2 separate regions of the Mus musculus genome follow, and region 2 is linked to region 1. Evidence: chromatin loops called from intact Hi-C (ENCODE). Cell type or tissue: heart. All regions are shown on one strand.

Evidence for each region. Hi-C counts contacts between places; a loop is a spot of excess contacts. Peaks named below come from ENCODE experiments on the same cell type or tissue, not always from the same donor. Only the 100,000 strongest peaks of a DNase experiment are listed, where the experiment ranks them.
Region 2: a loop joins it to region 1, with 7 times the contacts of the local background. A loop is called at or near these places in 21 of 42 quality-filtered maps.

Annotation. Positions count from the first base shown.
Region 1 is chr1:175,688,591-175,696,590 of GRCm38, reverse strand. It overlaps Opn3 (opsin 3), which reads left to right and starts at 3,959. Exons shown (of 4, transcript NM_010098.3): 1 at 3,959-4,421. The coding sequence starts at 4,055. Gm39707 (a long non-coding RNA gene) reads right to left here and starts at 3,545. Exons shown (of 3, transcript XR_865748.2): 1 at 3,500-3,545; 2 at 560-610; 3 at 1-206. In heart, no CTCF peak of the experiment used is centred here; DNase peaks (open chromatin) are centred at 2,960 and 3,780; H3K4me3 peaks cover 3,455 bases; H3K27ac peaks cover 2,544 bases.
Region 2 is chr1:175,877,432-175,885,431 of GRCm38, reverse strand. It overlaps Exo1 (exonuclease 1), which reads right to left and starts at 4,654. Exons shown (of 15, transcript NM_012012.4): 1 at 4,576-4,654; 2 at 4,232-4,300; 3 at 2,364-2,537. The coding sequence starts at 2,524. It overlaps Gm36360 (a long non-coding RNA gene), which reads left to right and starts at 4,677. Exons shown (of 3, transcript XR_373723.2): 1 at 4,677-4,760. In heart, no CTCF peak of the experiment used is centred here; a DNase peak (open chromatin) is centred at 4,671; H3K4me3 peaks cover 2,030 bases; H3K27ac peaks cover 1,114 bases.

The DNA of each region.
Region 1 (8,000 bases):
CAGGTGTGGGATGTAGGGGCTGCCGCAGATTATCCACAGCCGCTGACTATTTGCCTCGTGTATGCTCTGGCAAGATTGTGATTCTGCCAGCTTTGGAGAGTTTAATCCTGAGGACTCTGGAGAGGGTATAAATGCCAGAGCCCTGGGAGGAGAGGGGTGTCCGAGCACTCTAAAGGAGAGGACATGACAAGTCCTCCTGCTAGTTCCTGTGAGAAAAGAGATCAGAAGTTAGAGATATCCTGACTATTAAGATTGGACTTGCCCCCAAGGAGTTCAGTGCCCCTAATCAGCAGGAAGTGCTCTAAAGAGACATTGCTTCCTTCCCCCTTTATCCTTCTTTCTCTCCTACCTAGTGTTGGGGTGTTGGAAGGAGTAAGGGTTGCCAGGGAGGGAGAGGTATAAGAAACCAATGAAGTAGCTTAAAAACCAGCATCAGCAGCCCCCTCCTGTCTTCCACAGGGACCTGCACTCTTGCAAACATGAGTGTGGGCAAGCGCACACACACAAACACACACAAACTTTAAAAAAATAAACGTGTTAAAGTGAAGTTATCGCTTACTATATTAGATGTTATATCTTCTGTTGCATTGGTCTTGGTCCATTCCTGTTGCTGCAATAAAATACGTCCCACTGAGTAATTTACAAACATCAGTGTTTCCTTTCTCATCGTTCTGATGATTGGGAATCATCAAAGCTCTAGCCGTCAGTAGCTGCTAAATGTCCATTCCTCCTGTGGGCATTTTCTACTCATCCATACATGGTGGAAGGATGTTGAGGGAACCCCCCCCCCCAAAAAAAAACCCAAAACATGACCAACAGCAACTTGGGAAAGAAAGGGTTTAGTTTATCTTACACCTTCACATCATAGTCCATCATTGAAGGAAGCCAGGGCAGGAACTCAGGGCAGGAACTGAAGTAGAATCCGTTGAAGAATACTGCTTATTGGCTTGCTAGTTGTGTTTTTCTTAGGCTGCTGCCTTATACAACCCAGGACTGGATGCTCATATACCTCCATTAATCAAAAATATGCTCCACGGGCTTTCCTGCAGGCCAGTCTAGTGCGAGCATCTTCTCAACTGAGGTTCTTTGCTTTCCCCACAAACTCTAGCTTGTGTCAGGTTGGGAAAACAACACAACAAAACCAACCGACAGACAAACAGACAAACAAACAAAACCAACGACTAACCAAGGCAGGGTAGCAGGTTGCTTTACATCTGGTTCACCATGATCAGACCCAGCTCCAGGAATAAGCCAAGGAAAAACTCTCCTGGAAAGAATGTATGTTAGCACCTGATGATGCCTGTGGCCAGGGCTTGCATTCTTAGCAGTACACAGGCCTGAAGGACCAGGCACTGCTTGGCTTGTCTGGGTCACTTTGGAGATGATCTATTGGGGGAATGATTCCATGCCAAAGATTCCATAAGCTCCCATAACAGTGCCACCAGACAGGGGCCAAGTATTCAAGCACACAAACCCATAGGGAATTTTCCACTTAAACCATAACTCCCATAAAGACCTAATTTTGAAATGTACAAGAAACATTTTTATTAACAAAATCATATATGCAGTATCTTGCTTATGTGTATCAACTCTACTAAAAGACCTTAACAGTTCACAGGATTATTATAATAACTATTGTCAATTATCAAAATGTTAACCATTTCCCCCAGAGGCTCTTACTGTTTTTATTCATTGCACTCACACCTCTTGCGCAGGCAATGTTCTGGACCTTATAGGTCTATTGTATCAACCTTATTATGTTGATACAGTAGAGGCCAAAGCACAGCTGCTCACCTACTTACCTCTCTATCTTCATCTCCTATTATTCTGCTATACTGGTGCCCTCGTTTCCCTCCAAAGGGGCAAATAGAGTCCTCCCTTGGCACATAGGTCTTGTTTAGAGTTCAATGCAGAGCTGTCTAAGTAACAGCACATTTATTTTCTCTTTCCTCTTATGATGGTTTGTATATGCTTGAGCCAGGGAGTGGAGGTGCGGCCTTGTTGGAGTAGGTGTGTCCCTGTGGGTCTAGGCTTTAAGATCCTAGTCCTAGCTGCCTGGAAGGGAGTATTCTGCTAGCATATACACCTCTATTTTCTCTGCCTTATAATTGTTTATGGCACTTAGCATCTGGCATCTCATGTATGAACCAATTTGGTCAGCATTGTCTTCTCTCAACACCTCTAGAAAGCTTTAGGAGAAGAAGACTGTGTGCCAAAGAATGAATATTTTAGGAAAAAAAAATCAGGACTCTTTCCTTTCTTCCTTCCACTAACGTTGCAATCCTACTGTAGGAAGACTACTATAGTGAGACGTCAGAGGCACAAAGAACTTATTAAATGGTCCTATAAATCTAAACCACAAAATTAAAAACATTTTTTTTTCAGGGCAGGTGAGGTCAAAGGCCTTGTAGATGCTGAATTCAGGTTAGAAGTCTTAAAAATAAGATCAAGATTTTGAAGCTGGCACACACAACCTCTTAGTCAAGTGCTCAGTGCAGCAGGGTATCAAGCTATCTCGTCACTTAGCTGACTATTGAAGACTTTTGAGATGCACTGAGTCTAACACAAGTGGGAGGAGGGGTGGACACTGGTGCACACCAATTTAGTTTCCACAAACCAGTCATTAGTGCCTATGACATCTTCAGGTGCATGCAGCTCGGGACATTTTCCTCTCGTGGGTAGTCGTTGGGGACTGCAGTGGAGACAGAGAAAGCAGGCCTAAAGAAGTGACGTTCACAATCTATATTTGACTTGTTCTATATTTGCATTGCTGCTGGGGAAAGGTCCAGTGGAAAATGCGTGCTGTTCTAAATATATCCTCTCTATACCTGCTAGATTTGGATTGAAGCCTTAGGGGGCGGGGCACTGCTCAAGAGATCACCTCCAGAGAAGCATTTGGACTGGATTGTGTATCAGGTGTACCTACTGCAGACTGAGAAGGCTTGGGATCCAGTGGAAGGGTGACTTGGGTGTCACTCTGATGCTATTTCCTTCCTTATTCTGGGGCTCTGAGAGTGGCAGCTCAGAACACTGTCATAAACGCTGGGACATATCTTCCAGCTCTAAGGTAGTTGAGACTCAGCCTGCTGCGTTTGTTTGTTTGTTTTTAACGTCAGGTTCCCTGTTTATGAGATCATTTCGCTGGCGCTCTACTTCGGGCATTTCAGTGTTTTGTTTTCTTTCTATTGGGTGTATGAGGTGGGGGTGGGTGTTATTATAGCTTCCCAGGAAAGAGAGTATTTCATTCAGCATGCTTAACTGAGTTAAGCGCAGGCGTTCATAAATATTTATGAATGAGTGTATGCTAGGGTGAGTGACTTAACGGGTGAATGGACGAGATGCTTTAGAGTCCGTTGAGGGCTGTGAGGATCCGCTGTGGCTAATTTACCTCCGTAAGGGAGTTTACTTTCTCTTTTTTTCTGTACAGTCTGTTCAGGTTTCCACCTCGGCTTAAGGGTGAAGGAAGCAGAGCAAGAGCTCACTGGTCTCTGAAACTCACCTCTGCTGGGCGGGAACGCGCCCGGGAGGTGGGAGGGGGGAAAAGGGGCGGGCCGCTAAAGCAGTAGGGCGGGGCCACAGCTCAGAGGCGCGGTCAGAGGTTCTAAGAAGGCGGAGCTGTATGCCGGAGGGCGGGGCCAAGGGTGTGAGTCAGAGGGCGGGGTAACAGGAGATTCCGGGAGGGAGGAGCCGCAGGCCAGACTGCGGAAGAGTCTTAGGAGGGCGGGGCCAAAACGGCTGCCGTATGGATGAGGCCGCAAGGTAGAAGGGCGTGGCCTCCAGGGAGGTCCCGTGGGAGGGACTGCAAGTGCTAGCTAGTGGGGCTCGGGACCCACGCGGGAGGGTGGGATAGCAAGAACGCTAGGAGGGCGGAGTTTCATGCGGTGGGGCGGGGTCCTAGCACCGAAGGGCGGGGCCTCGGGTGCGCGCGGGTTGGGCGGGCCTGGCGCGGCTCCCGGGCACAATGGCCTGAGCGGCCCGCAGAGCGTGAGATCCACCCTGTTCGGGCCGCCCGGCTCACCGAGCCCTCTCTCTCACGGCGCGCCGGCGTCGGGCCATGTACTCGGGGAACCGTAGTGGCGACCAGGGCTACTGGGAGGACGGGGCGGGCGCCGAGGGCGCAGCACCGGCGGGCACGCGGAGCCCCGCGCCTCTCTTCAGCCCCACCGCGTACGAGCGCCTGGCGCTGCTACTCGGCTGCCTCGCGCTGCTGGGCGTCGGCGGCAACCTGCTGGTGCTGCTTCTCTACTCCAAGTTCCCGAGACTGCGCACGCCCACCCACCTCTTCCTGGTCAACCTGAGCCTGGGCGACCTGCTGGTATCCCTGTTCGGAGTCACCTTCACCTTCGCGTCGTGCCTGCGGAACGGCTGGGTGTGGGACGCCGTGGGCTGCGCGTGGGACGGGTTTAGCGGCAGCCTCTTTGGTGAGTCGCCCGGGACGCGTTCTCCTTGCCTCTCAACTTTCCCCCGGGTACATCAGCTCTGGGCCTCCGTCCTCCCCGGGATCGTCCCTGATAGCCAGTCATCACCCACAACTCCCTCTCTCTCCTCGAGAACCTCCCTTAGATACCCAACCCTCGCCTCCCTTCTCCCTTTCATCTGGTCTTCATCCCCAACTCTGTTTCCCTCCTTGCCTGGATTTACACACCCTTCTTCCCAGCCAGTCACCAACCCCAGCCCCTCCTGCCTCTGTAGCACTTTCCAAAGTCTCCCTGCCGCTGGCCATCTTATTTCCCCTCATCTATTTTTACTTCCTACTGTAGCTCTCAACAGGGCAGCTCACAGTGGACTTTACAGAGGGAGAAAGAAATGAGGCCCTGTAGAGTCAAGAGATGCAAGAAAAAAGTCAACTCCTGAACAGTGGAGGCGAGAACAAGGAGAGATTTAATTCACAAATTTAGTATTTGTTCCTCAGAATGACATGTAGAATCCTAAATAACGCAGTATTTTACCCCCTTTCACTCGTTAGCAATTATAAACAGTTGAATGCTTCCTAGGGGATGAGACTTTTTTTTTTTTTTAATTTCCTGTACATAGGTTCTGTCACACCAGAGGTTACAAATGGCGCAAAGGAGTCCAACTCATAATTAGCAGGGCAGCCAGTACATTTAATTGAAGTAGAACTTGTTGCTTTCTTGAAGATTTATATTGAGAATTGACAGGTTGAAGGTTGACTGATCCAGTATTCTAAGCCTGGGAAAAACGTGTGTGTGTGTGTGTCCCCTAGGGATTTTGTTTGTATAACGATTTAAAATAGAAATGGATATTTCTTAAGGCTTAAAGTCCCTTTCACAAACCTTAAAAACACATTGATAATTTACTATTGACTTGATCTTGCCAGATCTTAGAGAAAAACGTCTCTGTAATATCCTTGACAATTGTTATTTGCCAACTTACATGTGGCAAACCCAAATCTCACGGTGTTTGTCATCATTTCCTTTTTAAAGTTTTAAAACAAAATTTAGGAGTCATGATGGTTTTTCACTGATTGACAATTCTGATGCTTTCCCCTAATAAACATTGATCTAAGGATTTCTTTACATAACAATATTGAACCTAGAGGAAGGTCTGTAAGAGGATGCGAGTAGTAATATGGGTTGACTATATGATTATTCTCTCTGTTACCTTAAAAATGTTTTTCGGGGTGGGGGGGCATTTAGGCGGATTGATCTTTAAAAAAGGTGATGTGTCAGGACAGCTTGCAGAAAAGCCCTGGGGGTAGCGACAGGTGTTTGTTTGAAGACATTAAAGTCCTTTCTTTCTGTGAAGTACTTTTCTGTGCTGTGGTGTTCAGTGTCTCCATCTGAAACCGAATAAAAAGGAATGGGTTGAGTTTTCTTATGTCTGCAGCACCCACCCTGGCTCTCCCTGGCTTGCTCTGCCAATCCTATCTTCCAGAATCCTCTCTGCCCTTTCTTCCCCTTCTGAATTCCTGCTGGGGTCTGTCAGCACCAGGAGAGATTTTTTTTTTTAAAGACTACAAGAAACATTCGCCCTGGTTTTACCCGAGGGTTCCTTTATTCAGGGCATCCAGTCTTTCTTTGAATCATGTCATTTATTCCCATCCTAAAATCTGATGTAGATCTTCTGGGGTTAGAGGCTTGAAAATAAGTTACTTCCTGGAGACAAGTGTAGAGTGAGGTGACTTCAGACCGCACAGCATTCTTAGCAAGTAATTTCTTTGCCCAGAATATGCTCTTGAGTAGGGTAAAGGATGGAGATGGAGAAGACTCTTCCCTTTTCTGTTCCTAAACCAGGACTAATCAATTCTGAGTACTGAAGGAGAGGGCAATTTTAACTGCTGGAAGTTGCTAGCTGCTTGCTTCAGGCTTTGGTGATGCTGATGGTACTGGTCTGACGGTACAAGGGTGGGTCTTATGGCTACCCCATTGTCTGGGCTTTCCCAAGCCATTCATTCTCGAAGGCTGCCAGTTTCCCCATCTTTGTTATCTACTATTGAGCTTTCTGTGGTTAATGTCATCTATCCCATTTGCTTTGTATTTCTGAAGGGTATTGTGTTCTGTATGTACCCTTGGTGCTTATAACCCCCTCCCCTCTTACTACCACCTCAGCCTTGTTCTATGCCTGGAGGAAGTGCATGCATGTTTATACTTTAGATATCCTCATAGGTTTTCTCTCCCGCTTTGTACTCTGCTAGAAGCGAGAGTAAGCAGTTCACAAATTCTTGCATATATATATGCACAAGGGGACCAGGCAATTGCTTCATTTTGGGCTCTGCTCCTGGCATCTCGGAGAAGGCTAAAAATAAGAGGAATCCCTGATAATCTTGGTCAGAGGTTTCCACCAGCTGGCCTTGTTAGGATCACTGTTTCAGTTAAACTGATCCGTCCAGTCGGTGACCTAGTAAAGTTCATTTAAATCCCAACTGAATGGCTTATTTTATAAATGTCAGAATAACCATTCTCTTCCTTGGACCTGCACTTAGATGTCAGCAGATTTAATGGTAGTGAAAAGTAGAGGAGCCAAAGAACACTTACTGCTACAGTATATGATGAGCAATCAAAAGGCTGGCAGTGGGGTGTGTAAGTGTGGTAGCCTGCAGACTTCCAGGTGAGTGTGTCCAAAGGGAGCAGCTGGCAGCCACATCTAGCATCACACGGGCTGTAGCCAGCGTTGTGGTGGAAGGCAACAGAAGCAGCTTTTTTTTTCATCATTTCCTTAGAAATGAAATGGCTGCCACGATAGTCTGACAAAATGCAAATATTTCTTTATTTAGATGTGAAGAATAGATGCTACTTATGATACAGTGTTTTAAATAGGTAACCATGACTTTCCTTTTTAGCTTAAACATGTACTTTGATACTGAAAATGTTGTAAGACTCTTTCCCCTTAGGCTTGCTCTTACATATACTTAACGTATTTTAAAGTGCTAGTTATTGAATTAATTCTTTTGTAATATCTGAATATCTGAGTGTCTCATGTATCTACTGCAAGATCCGTGGGGTAGTTAGAGATGTAAAAATCTTCTCTACAGCTGTTCTGGGATTAATTACAGACTTCCCTGGCCACAGTAATATTCTCCATTATGTTGGCATGATCATAATGCATAACGTGTTTACATTAACACAGTAAAGCCACATAGTTCTTTTAGTCTAATCTCATGGTATTGTCTAAATATTTTATTAAAAATCAGTAATTATATAATATTATTTTTAATTTATTGGGATATTGTGTCTATGCCTCACAACAGTGTTGCCTGACTTCAGGGGAGGATATACAAAATACCTTTTGTTCATTAGAAGAACTGTTAGGAAGCATTTAATGAATTGCTTTGGGTAGAGGTTTCTATCCACATGAACAAGTCAGGCTCCAGTGGATTGGAATTGCTGTTGCATGAAATTGCTTTTCTATTATTTACAATTGTGTTCTTTTCTTGAATTTTCTTCTTTCAGAGAAGAGTTCCAGCACACACGCATATGTGATGCATGGTAACATTTACCGCTATGGTGAAATGCAGAAATGGAAAGGACACAGCCGTTTGC
Region 2 (8,000 bases), 190 kb before region 1:
TTGGTCCCCAGTTGGTAGAACTATTTAGGAAGGATTAGGAGGTGTGTCATTGGGAGCAGGCTTTGAGGACTTAAAAGCTCATACCATGTCATTCTGTTAGCTCTTTCTACCTCATGCTTGTGGCTCAAGATTTAAGCTCTTGGCTACCGCTCCAGCACCATGCCTGTCCCTCTGCCTGCCTTCGGCCATGCTCCTTGCCAAGACGGTCATGGTGTTATGTTACGGCAATAGAAAAGTAACTAAGAAGTAGAGGTGATAACAAGTCAGGGTTATCCTGGGCTAAAAAGGATGAGGCCCACCTGGACTACTCAAAACCGTCTCAAAAATACCAAATCAAACATAGAAAGTACTAACAAAATACATGTGGGTTTTCCTTTTGAAAAGCAAAAATGATATATCAAAAATGATATTTTTCAGAAAATAAAAGTAAATAGATATGTACAAGGGAGTGGTGGTAAAAACAGTATGGTTTTATATATGAATACATGTGAACCTTCCTAAAATGAGGTCACAGAATTCAGACTGGATGTCAACAGGACCCACCATTTTTGGCAGAACATACTGTACCTCTGCATCATTTTGCTAACAGAGATTAGCAGTGTGTTCTAGATAAGCATCGTGGGTTCTGAAAACATTGTTAAAAAGTTTATCTTAGAGGAAAAACCAAAGCTTCTCTTGAACAAAGAACAAGGAGACTGCAGAAGAAGATCTCTCTCTCTCTTATGACTGCTTGGAAGCTTCCTGTCAAATATGTCATTCTGGAGGCTTGAGGACAGGAGGGCAAAAAACACCCCACTTTTACAAATGGCACCCACTGTTAGGCACATAATCCAAGAATAGGATCCTAGATTCAGGCTTTAGCCAAAAGGTCCAGATACCAGAAAGCCAGGCACAGAAGCTGCAGTTTGGCTTTCAAAAAAGGGACAGGTCTGCTCCTGGCAGCACACCATTCTACTTCAAAGGGGATACGCATTGAAGAATCTATGAAATTTGCTTCACATATGACACTGGCGGGAAATTGTTCAAGTCTCAACTGCAGACAGTATGCTGTCCAAAATGGACAAGTGGGACACAGGGAAGTCAACTGCCAAGCTTTGCAAGGAAAAGTGCTGCTCACAAAAAGTCTGTCAGATATACTGGGTCAGAAGGCTGACGGTGGATGCTCCAATGTTATAGAGACGATTTGGGGGGACAGGCAGTCAGGCAGCCAGCTTTCTCTGTCACTTCTATAGTTGTGGAACCTGCTTGCCTGCACTGCTTGCACACTCAGGTAATATTTATTCCTTTTCAGGTCTCCGATGGGGTTGAAGACTAGACAGTTACAGTTTCACAATTCACCTTAAGTTGTTTAGGACTTAAGAAAATGTTTTTAGGTCTAAGAGGATGTTTTAAGTTACTAATATAAGCTATGATAATGATTTAGGTACAGAACTTTAAGTTCACCAAGATAGGATAGATTATAAAATACTTTCTCCAAAAATTACCAAATACATACATAGACTAGACGTTGTGAATGTAATTCTTACCTGATAGTTTTCATAATTGTTACTATATGTAGTGTATTATTGTAAGAGAAAGAACCTTTTATTAGACTAACAGGGGGATAGGTAGAAGGAATCTTCATCGATCAAACAAAGCTGATTGCACTATAGCAGAAGGAAGGAATCTAGAGGCAGGAAATAGAAGGTGGGAGTTCCCGGAGGAAGCAAGGATTCTGGGACAGAGTCAGGCATGGGGGATTCACTCAGGAACACGAAGGACAGAAACATGAGAGCCAAGCAGAGGTAACCAGCCAAGTAGCCCAATACAACAAAGGGATGATTAATATACAAGCTAGTTGGCGCACAGCCAAAGCTCATGGCCAAGGTATTTGTAAACATAATTATAGTCCCAGAGTTGGTATTTCAGGAGTTTGGGAACAGGAGAAAAAATCCCCACTCTTTCAGGAGATAATATTCAACTTTTGTCTGTCTGTATCCTGCCACTATGCCTTCTTACTAAGACCAAACATCAGACCTGTACCACAGAAGAAGTCTGGCAATGCTCTAAGCACATGCTCTTATTAAATGCTAGTATTTATTGAAACAATGACCGGAGAAACAAAGGTGAAAAAGAAAAAGGACTGAGGTGCTGTGGATATCGCCCAGTTCATAGACGTGCTTGCTTAGCATGCATGATGCCCTGGGCTCAGTCCCTGGCATACAGGAAGCTGGGCAGTGGCGGCACAATGGATTAGACTCCTCCTCCAGGTCATCCTTGGCTATAGCAAATCCCCGGCCAGCCTGAAATACCTGGGGCTGACCCAAAAACAGAAAGCATACCATTCTAGCTCTCAAACCAAGTGATATACACTGCAAACTCACCTATCTGTAGGTTCCCCTTTGGCTAGCTTTTCAGCACAAGCAATAGCCCCTTTGTGAAGCCAACAGTAGGTATCCACAGCCACTGCCTGTCCTTTGTACTTCTTCACGTTGACAGGTTCAGAAGCTTCTTGGATGAACTGAAGTAACCCTTGAATCCCCATCGTGCCAAGTTAACTACATGAAGGAAAAAGGGAGGAGAGCAACATGAAACCAAGGCTGATTTACCAAAAAGCTTTAGAAATTCAGTGTGGAGTCTAGCACCGACAGTAACATTTAGCTAATGATTGGCCTTCTCTCGGGCAACTTCTGTAGCTCAGAACTTCATTAATCACCAACACTCACCTGAACACCACTGGGGAGTTCCTTCGTGGTTATTTGTTTCCAAAAATGCTTCCATACTTACAATCCTAACGTGGGCTCTTATCTCTCTTAACACTTGGACTCAGACATTAAAACTGAGTCTCTCCTTTCATAAAAAGAGGACTATGAGCCTATAACACTGCATGCTATGGTATCATATTCACCCCTATATTAAAGGGGCGCATCCAAAGTTCAGTGTAGAAACTCCAAAGTTTGGAGAAGGACAGACATTTCAACTGAAAAGCATGTCAGCAATCCCACACTACCAGAATGGTTTATTCCAAGCAATACCCTGGTAATTAGCCATGGTGGCATCTAGGGGAAATTTCATCAGATTCATTGAAGGCTATACCAAAGACACATGAAGCCGTGTTTGATGTGCAAAACAGCTTCAAGAAACAAACAGTTATAATTTCCATTCCCTTCTAGGTCCTTACATGGAAGTCCTGGAGATGGCAGCCCCTTCAAAGCAACTAACACCCCCCCCCACCCCACCCCCGCCTTCCTACTCCAACTCCAGCAGCTGCTTGCCACTTCCCAATACAGTATTACCATCTAAGATCAGGTATTTGTATTAGGGAGTGTGTGCATGTAATGAGTGTGTGGGTACATCCATGCAGAGCCCAGAGCAAGGCATTGGGTGTCTTCCTCTATTGCTACCTGTCTATCACCTTGAGGCAGGGTGTTACGGAACCAACTAGGCCCAATGAGGTCTTGGGATCTGCCACCTCTGCCTCCCAATCTCTGCAGTTACCAGCAGGCTCAGGCACAGGGGGTTTTAATGGGGAGGGGGCTGGGGGGAGGATTCTAACTTAGGTCCTCATGGTTGCAAGAGCAAAGGCTATTACCCTCTGCAACTATTCTTTCTGTGTATGATGCATGCGTGATGGAGTTTGAATCGGAGGATGTGAAAGGCAGTCCACCTTGTTTGTTTGAGCTGCGTCCACCAGGCTAGTTAGGTCTTAGGCTGAGCTCTCTGGGATTTTCCACTCTTACCTTCCCCTCTCTCAGCAGTGAGGTCACAGGGACAGGCACCTGATTCAACAGACCTAAGATCATGTTCTTAAAGACTATGGGATAAGCCAGAGGTGCCCTGTTGACACCACAGGAAAGTGGCCATGCCCTTAGCTAGCAGCCCTGACACTTGAGAGATTCATTTACCTTTAAGGTCATGCCCATTAACTATGAATCCCTAAAGGGGGGCATGAACCCGTAATTTTAAACATCAGCCAATTTGGGTGCAGGTGGGTCTGTGTAAAACGAGTCCACTACGTTTAAAAGACAACGTCTCTAAAACATGATTTCGTGCATGCTGGGGGGGGGGGGGGTTGGGGTGGGGGAGGGACATAATTACATTTCGTGAAATTTCCTTAAGTTTCTTTCTTCTAGGCCAACTAAATCTCGAATAAATATTTCCTCTTTAGTATAGAAGTGACTGAGTGCCATGTGGCGCATCAACACCAGAAGGTCGCCGGTGGTACCCGAGGTAACAGCAGCAGCGGCTTCACCTTAGTCCCGTCTCCCGAACGAACAGGCATAGCACACAAGTCCATTCCAGGCGCCGTGGCTCCTCAAACCTGCACAGGAGAGAGCATATACAAAGGGAATTCATCGCTAGGTACGAGTGTTGGTAAGGACACACGTCAGCCCGCCTCTGCGGAAAGCGGGAGACCCGGAGGCCGAGGCAGTCGCCTGCAGGCGCTCCACGCTCCCGCTCACTTCCCGGAGATCCGGGTTTCGCGCCGAGGGGCAGAAGGCACGTGGATCAGAGTCATGGGGACCCCACTTTCCTCCACACGGCCCGCTGCTCCAGTGACCGCCCGGCCGCCCGCATAGGGGCTCGCTCGCTCACCTGGGGTTCAGAACGGCGGCGAGCGGCTGCTGCAAGCGCAGCCATGGACCTTTCGATTTGCGCGGGATCGGGAAGCCCCGCCCAGCGGACATGACGTCCCTGGGCGTCCTGAGCCGCAGCCTCCACCTCCCGCTTTCTATGACCCGACTTTCCTCTTAGCCGAGTCCTGAGCCCTTCCTTGCAAGGTAGGAAGTCCGCCGCCAATGGCCAATGCCATCTCGAACTCGGCGACGCTAGAAGCGAAAAGTCGGCTTGTTTGTGAGAGAAGTGGGGTGGTGGTAAGGGAGGGGGCAAGAGAAACTCTAGGCCCGGAAGTTGCGCTCTCGCCGGTGCTGCTGGGAGTTGTAGTTCTCCCTTGACCAAGCCACTGGATCCAGGTACATGCGTGCTAAAGAACTCCCAACTTGGAGTCAAACATATTTTGTTATTTTAAACCCGGAAAAGGAGCCCAGTTCATAGTTGCTTAATTCCAGGCCAACACCACAGTCTTTCGTCTCCGAAACATCCTCACCTCTATGCAAATTGAAGTTTTGTACAAAGCTTTCATGTTGCTATAGTTTGATTATAGTCTGCGCTTACCCACTTTATTCATTATATGGCTTTATCCCTGATACGAGTTGGGAAAATGTTATCCTTATAACTAAGAAACAAAATGGCCCAATGGTTCAAGTTATTAAACCCTGTATATTGTTGGTTGTATTGGGTCACATTTCCTAGTGTTATCAAGGAAAGAAAACCCCTCTAGTTTCTCTTCTTAATGGACTTTTAAAAACTTACTAATTTTAGAAGTCACACAGCCGGACTGTACATAATTTAGTCTCTTACTGTCTTTGCCCCAGCAGACTCCTCTGACTGAAGCTATCTAAGTGTGAAATTGAAAGACTCCGAGAGGAGCCCCTCGCTCAGGCCTCAGGACAATAGCGGACACCCAAGAACTCATGAGAGACCAAGCTTGATGCAAACCACATGAGGCTTTATTCGGGGAAAGCTAGAGCTCTGGGGACGACTCACATCCCACGCAGGAGTAGAGGAGTCGACCCTGAGGGGAAAGGGGTCTCAGTTTTTATAGGCCCTGGGGGGAAGGAGAAGGGGGGAGTAGGGGATTTCCAGATCTAAACAATGTCTATTCTCAAGAAATGGGTATGGGAGGGGTACAAGGAAAGAGTCTGGTGCAGGTGTAGCAACTCCGGATTGGCTGGGCTGTGGTTGCTGGGGAGATTTTCTGACTCTCCCAGCAACCAATATCACAAACACCTGGCAGTGAGGTGCAGCAGTGGGCACACACATGGGTTCAAGGAATGGTCAAAACATTGGCAGACACACAGGTTCAAGGAGTGGCCAGAGCATTGTGCACCTCTATTTTTTCTAAATCAGTGAAGCTAGTTCTGCTAACAGTGACATCAATCTTGCCAATTTCAGGGCTTCTGTGACCTTTTACATTCTGTCAGGATCTTTTAAAATAAGAATCTTCCCTGCCCATGTCTGTAAAAAAAAAAGCTTTTCTCTCTCTTGCCCTCCATGTAAAGATACCATGTGTGATCCTCTCTGCTCTCTGGGTTCACCTTTAATATCCTAACAATTCAGTGACAAATTAGTTATTCTCCAGGAAAGGAACTCAAAAGATGCACGATGGTATTATCTGTTGTGTTACCTTTCTTTAAACTTACAGAACCCCAAACATCCATTAATATATAAGTACTAATTAACACAGAGTACCTGGTGCACTGGTAAGGCGGACTACTACCCCAGTGATATGTTCCCCCAGCAAATCCCTAGATCATATTCGTGACTGCAGCCCCAAGGAGGCTGGGCTTTGTTGGGGAGCTACACCATCATTGGTTTTCAAGTAAATCTTTTTCTTTGCCCAAACAAATTGACTTTAAGTCATTAGACTTTCTGAAAGAATGTGGATTTACAGTTATAGAAAATGCCCAGATCTGGCTAATGTCCTCTTTTCTTTGTTATATTGTGGTAAAACACACACACACACAATATATCTTTCTATCTATCTGAATGAAAAATTTTAAATGTATATTTAAAATATGCATATTTTATAGCTCATAGAAGCAGAAGGATAATCATTTAATATATTAAGAAGCCTGCATGTGCCAGGCAATGGTGGCTCATGCCTTTAATCTCAGCACTTGGGAAGCAGAGGCAGGTGGATTCCTGAGTTCGAGGCCAGCTTGGTCTACAGTGTGAGATCCAGGACAGCCAGGGCTACATAGAGAAACCCTGTCTCAAACCAAAACCAAACAAACAAAAACAAAAAGCCTGAATGTATTTGCATGAAAAAGGAAAAAAAATCAGAGTTAAGAATGGAGATATTGGGCCTGAGAGATGGCTGAACAGTTTATAGCTGGCTGCTTTTCCAGAGTACCTGGGTTCAATTCTCAGAATCCACATGGTGACTCACAACTGTTTATAACTTCAGTTCCCAGGGGGTCTGATGCCTCTTCTAGTCCACTAGATACCAGACATCTATGAGGTTTATAGACATACTTGTGCTGGACATGCTGGGGCTGGAGAAATGTCTCAGTAGTTAAGGAGGACCTGAATTTGATTCCAGCACCAATAATGGATGGCTCACAACCACCAATAACTCCAACTCCGGGGGATCTGACTCATTTGGCCACTCTGGACACTCACACACACTCCCACTCTCTCACACAAACACACACACTTAAAAATAGTATAATTTATTTTATAAAGCCGGATATCCAAAGACAGGTTTGGAACGCTAGCACCAAGGAGACTGAGCAGCAGCAACAGCAGCAGGAGGAGGAGTTTGAAGTCATCTTGAGCTGCATAGTGAGACCTCGTGCAGAAAAGAGGCCTTGACAACCTAATGGAAGAGGATGGACAGAGAATCCAAAGAGGGATCTGCAAAATAAATGGAAATAAGGGATAAATGCACATCTATTTCCCAGTAGCAACTTAGGTCAACTTCTTAGCATTCATAGAGATAAAATGTAAGAGGAGATGGTGGTAATATTTATACCATTCATATAGTGAAAATAGTTTTACCAAAAAAACATCTTGGATTTGGAGGGAGCACGAAAAGGCACTCTCCTAAGTGCTGGTGGTTTGAATAATCCTTTCCTGCAGGACAATCTGGCAGTGCATACAAAGACCGTAAAAGAGAAAAGATGATAAAACGCTTTAATTCTGCAAGTAGTCTTCAAGGAATGTATCCTAAGAAGATTGATGTTTTAGAGGATAAAAATATAAGTGTGTCCATCATTTACAATAAAAACAAACACAGGTATCCAACAGCAGGTGGAAAGTTAAGTCAGTCTGGCCCACCCACAATGAAAGAATATAAAATATGACATTAATGCAGAAGAATGCTCAGGAAGTCATGATAGAGAAGAAGCACCACATATTTCATTTCCATGAACTGTACAGGCAAACTTAACAAAACA